Linked DNA regions of Homo sapiens: region 2 is linked to region 1. A link is an interaction called in ENCODE POLR2A ChIA-PET data of the cell type or tissue named here. Cell type or tissue: PC-9. All regions are shown on one strand.

Region 1 (4,000 bases):
ATTTACCAAACGGAGCATTGCAACGCAGCCTTGTTGCCATGGACAACAGTGACTGTCCTGCTATTATTCAGAACGCTGCAATATTATCTCTCCACAATAGAGAGAAAAGAGAACATGTTCTAATAAAGAGTGAGTATGAAAAGGCTCAATGACATCAGGATACTCCAAATACCAAATCTAAATGCTAATGTCATAAGAAGGAAGCACATTTACACCAGGGTGGCAAATGGCCTATGCTAGCCAGTTGGCCACATCTTCAGCCCCGTTTTCTTTCTTTCTTTCCTTCTTTTCTTTATTTCCTTTTTTTATTTCTTTACTTCCTTCTTTTCTTTCTTTCCTCCCTTTCTTTCCCTTCTTTTCTCTTTCTTTCTTTCTCTCTTTCTTTTTTCTTTCTTTTCTTTCTTTCCTTCCTTCCTTCCTTCCTTCCTTCCTTCCTTCCTTCCTTCCTTCCTTCCTTCCTTCCTTTCTCTCTTTCTCTCTCCTTTCTTTCCCTCCTTCCCTCCCTCCCTTCCTTCCTCCCTCCCTTCCTTCCTTCCTTTCTTTGGACAGAGTCTCGCTCTGTCGCCCAGGCTGGAGTTCAGTGGCATGATCTCGGCTCACTGCAACCTCCGCCTCCCAGGTTCAAGTGATTCTCTTGCCTCAACCTCCCGAGAAGCTGGGATTACAGGCGCCCACCATGCCTGGCTAACATTTGTATTTTTTAGTAGAGTCAGGGATTTACCATATTGGCCAGGCTGGTCTCGAACTCCTGACCTCAGGTGATCTGCCTGCCTCAGCCTCCCAAAGTGCTGGGATTACAGGTGTGAGCCACCGTGCCCAACCCAGCCCCTTGTTTTCTGGCCCAGAAACATCCCAGTGTATTGCTATTGCAGAAATCTGGAAGGAAGTTCATAGTCCAGGAGCCTGACCTTTCATGTGCCAGTGGCTGGGCTCTTATCACTCTCTCAGGCCGCGATGATGTGCCCTCACATGTGCTATCAGGGATGGCTGGTGCGCCAGCTCTGTTACTCCTCACCCCATAGGGCAGCCCGGGAGGAAGTGAGACTGGGCCCCACCAGCAGGTCAAGTCAGCTTCAAAGGCTGGTACCAGGAAGCCAGACGGTCAGGGGAAAGATGACATTCCCTGGGTAGATCTGACAAACAGCCTTATGAATTCCAGGGTAAAGAAAAGGGGCCCTCTCAAAGGGAAGAGCACAGTGACCAAGCTGAGGTCAAGACCTAGATGTCAGACAGACTGCAGCCACCCTGGGCCAATCTGCAAAGGGTCCGATAAGGAGACAATGCTCTGCTCTCAGCTATCCTGGAGGGTGGATGGCCCCAGGCTCCAGGAAGGAGTCCTCTGGGATGCAGGAGGATTGAGCCACCAATCAAAACCAGCAATTCAAACTTGGAAGAGAAGTGCAAAGGCCAAGATAAGGGGAGGGAGAGCTTCTGCATGGGCAGTAAGTCATGTCCTAACACCTGCCGAAGAAAACCAGGGTCATTCAGAAGTTAAAGTGGAGAAGACAAATTTTATTTGGGACCATTGCAATAGGGGGAGAGAGGCCCCAGTGAAGAACTGGGCTCTGTTCTGAGTACCTGGATAAGTGCGGATGCATAGCCAAGGAGCAGGGGGCAGGAGATGGAAAATTGCTAAGATGAGACATCAAATCTGTGGGGAATTCTGGCTGAACCAACCAAACAGGATTCCTGCTGAAGGCAGTCCAGGGTGATCAGATACCAAGGGTGAAGAGTCAAGCATTTTGATCAGATACAGAGGGTGACCGGGTGACAACAATGGGAGATTCTTACTAAACTGCCTTGACAGCATTATTTGCTGAAACTGGATTTTACAAGGAAGCAGACACAGGCCTAGGAGTAGATTCAGAAGCCTGACTAAAGTTTGGCCAAGCAAAGAATCTTTGTCACACCCCAGGAAGTCTCTCCTTGGATCTGGATAGTTCAGAAGCAGAAGAAAAAGGAAACCCTGTCCCCTGACCCAGACTCAGGCAAGTCTAACGTGCACCTCGTGGAGCCATAAAGGAAGCAGGGACTGAGTTGCTGAGAAGGGGAGAGACTCCCTCCTCTCGACGCTGGCCTGTGTCTAAGGCTGCCTGTAAGAAAGGTACTAGGATCACGAAGGAAGCCAGCCTATCACCTGGCTGGGTGAGAAGATGGAGAACACAGAGGCAGAGAAAGCCCTCCTAGCAGCCTGCAGAGCAGGAGTTGTTATGGAGACCGTTCTAGCTGCTCTGCTGTGACAAGGAGTAATTTCATGTCAAGAGCATGCCCTGGAATGGAAGGCAGGGCTGTGGCTCAGAGGACGCGGCTCCCAGTGGAAAGATGGAGGTGGTGAGCCGTGGGGAACGCTCTCTGCCTGCTTTTGGGAGTCCTCCCTGTGTAGCGCCTCATGACCGAGAAAGCAAACACTAGTGGAACTTGGAGCATTGTGGTGAAAATCAGTAGTTTCCAACTGGATGGGATCAAAAAGAAGTTCCTACTTAAACATTTAGCCTCAGAAGTAGATTTTTTAAAACGAAGCCGCAGTTAATGTGCTGATGAACTGAAGATTGAACTTGAGCTTCACATTCTGTCTTTGGCTGTGAACAAATAACAAATAAGTGCTCCCGTTGTATGGGCTCAGCATGTTCTTGGGAGACTGCTTTAAATCTTATTATTTTATAGTCTTCTGCAATCTTTCTAGATGTCTATTATATGTTTGGAAAGTTACTCCGACTTAAAAAAAAACCTAGATCTTACTCTGTTTAAAATGAAGACATTAAAGAGTAGATTAACCCTTTAAAAACTAGATATTTAAAAGGGAAGTTGTAATTTTCTGGTTGAGTGATTCATACATTTCGATTTCAGCCCTAAGAGGCAGAGCATGGGTTCAGGATGAGGCATTTCAGGCTGGAGCTGGGAGGAGCTGTATTTCCTGCCTGGCACTTGATCCTTTAACTTCATCATCTCTTCCCTAAACACTGTCTTTTCAAAATGCCAGCCTTTAAGTGAATCTTCTCAGAATGCCATTTATCTTTGGTGCTATCTATTAATTGTCAGTTTATTTGGCCAACCTAGTTTGCCTGGGGTTGACAGATCTGTTTAACATCCTCTTTAAGGTGAAACTGGCTTATCTTTACAGAAAGTGTTAGCAGGTGCCTGCTCCAAGGATCGTCACCTTGATTTATTATTTCCTCAACAGCAAATCTCCAATAATGGTTTTCTTTAAGCCATATCTGTACTTCTGTTTTTCCCCTGTGTGTATTTTCAGTCCCTTTCTTGTTTCTGTTTCTTAAGTGCTGTGTGGATTCAGGGGTCAGGAAGCCTCGGGAGCTCAGCTCAGCCCTGTCCATTTGCCCCAGAACCGCAGATGGGCAAGGTCATTTCCCAGGCATCGGGGCTGGTGGTGGGAAGACACCAGGTGGTGAAGGTGACCGTGACCTTCAGGAGGGGATGCTGGCTCCAGCTCTTCTCTTGGCTGCCAGGTTCTCATGGCCTTTGGGAGGACCTCCCAGGATGGTCTGGAGCAGGTGCCGGGGAGCACCCCACACAGAATCCAGATGCTCTCCTAGTCATGTTGGCAGTCCCAGCCAGGCACTGTCCAAGGTCCCCAAGGTGGGCAAGGGCTTGGGGGCAGGATTCAGGGAAGGCAGTGAGGCCTGAGTGATTCCCCAAACTCAGACCCAGAGCTTCTCCCAGGAGGTACCCGTCCTTCAGCTTCTCCCAAAGTTCGGAGGCCTGAGGCCTGAGGGAAGTGTCTTCAGCACTGATTTGCTCTTTGTCTCTGGAGCTGGAGATGAATCATCTGCTCTCCCTTTGCCTTCCAGTTTAAAATAATTCCATGAGTAATACACTTAATATTTTCCATCTTAAGAGAAACTCTGAAAGGTAAGACAGACTGCACAGGTGTTGGGTAGTTTTCACCACATTTTAAAAAAATATATGTATTGATAATAAAATATCTCTCTCTCTCTCACACACACACACACTTACTTCCATTATCAACCTCTGACCTAGCCAT
Region 2 (4,000 bases), 53 kb before region 1:
ACAAACAGTTACATTAATGCAAAAGGCAAGTCATTGACACTATAAATAACTTAAGCTAAGTCCTGCTGACAGTGGGAAGTCTGACACATGAAATACTACAATGTTCTCAGCTCTGAATGAGGCAGTGACATTAACATTATCTTCCAGATTCAAAGAAGGGCCACAGGAGCCCAGCAAGCCCCCTGGCAAGGTGGCGTCCTTCCCCACAGACCCATGAGAGAAGCTTTAGAAAAAGGGTGTGGAGGCTGAGCAATGACCCTCCCCCCCACCCCCAAAGATGTCCCCATCCTAACCCCTGGACCTGTGAATATGTCATCCTTCATGGCAAAAGGGACTTTGCAGATATGATTAAATTAAAGACCTTGAGATGGGGCATTAATCTGGATTATCTAGGAGGTCCAGTGTCATCTCAGGGGTCCTTAGAAAAGAAAGGGAGAGGTGGGAAATTCAGAGGGGGAGATGTGAAGATAGAAGCAGAAGTTGGAAAGGGGGAGGTTTGAAGATGCTACGCTGCACTGCTGGCTTTGCAGATGGAGGAAGGTGCCATGAGCCAAGGAATGCAGGTGGAAAAGGCAGATAAATATGTCCTTTTCTAAGGCCTGCAGATGGAACACAGCCCCACTGACTTTTTGATTTTAGAACTTCTTTTTATTTTTTGAGACGGAGTCTCGCTCTGTCGCCCAGGCTGGAGTGCAATGGTGCAATCTCGGCTCATTGCAACCTCCGCCTCCAGGGCTCAAGCGATTCTCCTGCCTCAGCCTCCCAAGTAGCTGGGTAATTTTTGTATTTTTAGTAGAGATGAGGTTTCATCATGTTGGCCAGGCTGGTCTCGAATTTCTCACCTGAGGTGATCCACCCACCTCAGCCTCCCAAAGTGCTAGGATTACAGGCGTGAGCCACCGTGCCTGGCTGATTTTAGAACTTCTGAGCTCCAGAACCGTGAGATGCTTTTATGTTGTTCTAAGCCACTGACTTTGTGGTGGTTTCCTACAGCAGCATAGGAAATTCATGCAGTAGGCAATGTCTCTAAAATGCTTCCAACTCAAACCTCTCTTCATTGTGCAGTCCTTTCCCACTTCTTCCTTGGTTTCTGGAGCAGGGTTGTGGCTGGGGGGGATGGTTTAGGAGGAGGTGATGACAACCTCAGTGCCTGCCACCCACCCACCCATATGTGACGAAGTTGCACTGCCTGGCAAAACTTTCAACAGCAGCCATTGTTTGTCTTATTTTGGTTTTGTCGGGGGAGAAGCCTTATTTCTTAACACTTTTGCATTAAAAATACTCCTGCATGATTCCTGTCCCCCGTCCTCCCCTACCCAGCCCCTGTTGTTGGTTGTTCTGTCTGGTGACACCCTAGCTCCCCTCCCCTTACACCTGGGCCACCAGCCTTTTCCAAATGTGGGAGGTCACATCTGTCAGTTGCACTAGGGTGGAGTCTTGGTGCTGCCTGGTGGAGGTGACTGGCTCAGAGATGCTAACTGTCCCTCTGCCTCCAGCAGCCTCCCTCCACCAGGACTGCTCAAAATTTAATGTTGCCAAGTAAACCTGCAGATTTTCTTAAAACACAGATTACATGCAGTGGTCTGGGGTGGTGCTGAGAGTCTGCATTTCTAACAAGCTTCAGAGGGTGCCCACAATGCTGAGTCTGGGCCACACTCGGAGTAGGAAGGACACAGAGGGCTGAGGTTCAATGTATGCAGGCCTGGCATCTGTTCACATGGGCACATGGCTTTACTTGAATCTTGCTACTCGAAGTGTGGTCCCCAAAGAGGCAGCATTGGCATATCCTGAAAACTTGTTAGAAATGCAGTCTCCCAGACCCCATCCCTCCGACCTGTTGAATAAGAACCTACAGTTTTACAAGATCCCCAGGTGATTCCTATGCGCTGAACTTGGCGAGGCACTGCCCTAGAGCCTGTTTCTCAGCCTTTGGCATGCAGCAGAAACGTGTGGAGAGCTTGTTAAAAGATATTGCGGGGCCCCACTCTCTGAATTTATGTTTCACTTTACCATGAATGGGTCCCAGATATTTGTATTTCTAACAAGTTCCCAGGTGATGCTGATGCAGCCGGCCCGGGGGCCCCACAGTGAGAACCACTGCCTCAGAGTAAGACCCTAGCTCGAGACGGGTGGCCAACACATCCCAACCAGAAGTTCTAGAATGGGCCCCAGGGACACATTTGCTCCAGCTTTGAATTCTGAGATCTGCCCATTTTCTTTTATGCCGATTTTTTGGCAGTTTCCTATAAATAGCAAATGCACTTTCCTTTTATGGATTTTTTTTTTTTAATGAGCAACAGGTGCTTGCTGCAGCTCTGCATGCAACTGTTTGACCTTGACAAGAAATTCTATGTCTCTAGGCCTTCATTTCTTCATCAAGAAAATGAGGAGGTTAAATGAGGATCATAAAATTCTGTGTTTTAGGGCCTACTTTTGATATCTCAGGTGAAAACAGAAGCTTAAAATTACTGAATCTTGGCTTTTTCATTAATTCTTGGTCATATCGATGATTTATTGAAGTCAGGAATGCAATCCTCAACTATAAGTGATAGATGGGATAATAAAATCCTTTTTTGCCCCAGTTTTATTTATTGTCAAAACAATATTATAAAAGAGTGAAGACAATCTGAGAGATTAAAAATTTTATTCCACTCTAACACAACAGCTGTTTTCATTTTGCTGGGTTCCCTTCACGTTGTGGGTAATCTTAGAGCAGGCGTACATTTGTATGCTGCATCTTAGTGTTTGGCCGTAAACATGCCACCAGCAATATATAAATAAATTAGCTTCACTATGAAGTCACTACCTTTGGCATTTAGCATTGTTTGGCTAATGTGACAAATGCAATTGGTACCTCATTGATGTTTTCAGTTGTAATGTTTTATTATTAGAGATGTTGACCATTTTTTTCATGTGTTTGTTTACTGTATGCATTTCACTGAGTTTCCTTATCTGAGGATTGTCTGTTGATGAGGAGGCCATTGAAAAACACCCAGCACTAGGCCTGGCAGCCAATAACAATCTCAACACAGTAGTTTGCCATCTTCCTAAGCCTCATTTCTTCCTCTGGGAAATAGTAAGGCAGTGGGAAGGTTGGATGAGATAGTTTGTGACAAGGGTCTAGCACTGTGTCTGGCATATAGAAAGGGTGGTTTCTAGTGTTCTTTGCCCATCTGCCAGGGTTTAATGTTCTAAATTTAATGGATATCCACTTTAATAGTGACATTTCATGAACACATGGGGAAAAAGTGGTGTCTTGTTGAATTCAGTAGCCCAGTCTTCTGAATTTGCAAAATGAGGATCATAATATATCTACTCACTGAATTGTGATGATTAAAGATGATGATACTTGTAAAGCACTTAGCCTTGTGCCTGGCACACAGGAAACCTTCCATGAATGTTAGCTTTATTATATGCTTTGTCACATCTATAGCCAAAGAGATTATTATTTTTAATTTTAATGATCTTTACCAGGTTGCGTTCCAAAAATGTAAAGTGGATCTTTTTTTTTTTTTTTTTTTTTTGAGACGGAGTCTCGCTCTGTCGCCCAGGCTGGAGTGCAGTGGCACGATCTCGGCTCACTGCAAGCTCCACCTCCCAGGTTCATGCCATTCTCCTGCCTCAGCCTCCCAAGTAGCTGGGACTACAGGCACCCGCCACCGCGCCCAGCTAACTTTTTGTATTTTTAGTAGAGACAGGGTTTCACCCCGTTAGCCAGGATGGTCTTGATCTCCTGACCTCGTGATCCTCCCGCCTCAGCCTCCCAAAGTGCTGGGATTACAGGCGTGAGCCACCGCGCTCAGCCCAAGTGGATCTTATTTAAATTTAGAAGAATATTCTGAACTTTGAATGGAAAGACTTAGTTGCATTTTGAACGTCTCAAGCAACACAGTGTACTATACTTGTTTCTGAAGCTCTCGTTTAAAGAAACAAGGAAAAAGCATTGTGAAATAAAGGCATTTGCATAGTATCAAGCAGAAATAACTATGGTCAAGGGGAA

The links. ChIA-PET counts read pairs that join two places held together with the same protein. Peaks named below come from ENCODE experiments on the same cell type or tissue, not always from the same donor. Only the 100,000 strongest peaks of a DNase experiment are listed, where the experiment ranks them.
Region 2: POLR2A ChIA-PET joins it to region 1 with 5 read pairs; 2 of 35 experiments call an interaction of 5 or more read pairs at or near these places.

The regions. Positions count from the first base shown.
Region 1 is chr13:30,020,695-30,024,694 of GRCh38, reverse strand. No RefSeq gene overlaps it. Among named protein-coding and RNA genes, the nearest start is that of LINC00544, 86 kb to the right of the region's middle. In PC-9, no CTCF peak of the experiment used is centred here; DNase peaks (open chromatin) are centred at 1,734 and 3,824; H3K27ac peaks cover 2,691 bases.
Region 2 is chr13:30,073,488-30,077,487 of GRCh38, reverse strand. No RefSeq gene overlaps it. Among named protein-coding and RNA genes, the nearest start is that of LINC00365, 33 kb to the left of the region's middle. In PC-9, no CTCF peak of the experiment used is centred here; no DNase peak of the experiment used is centred here.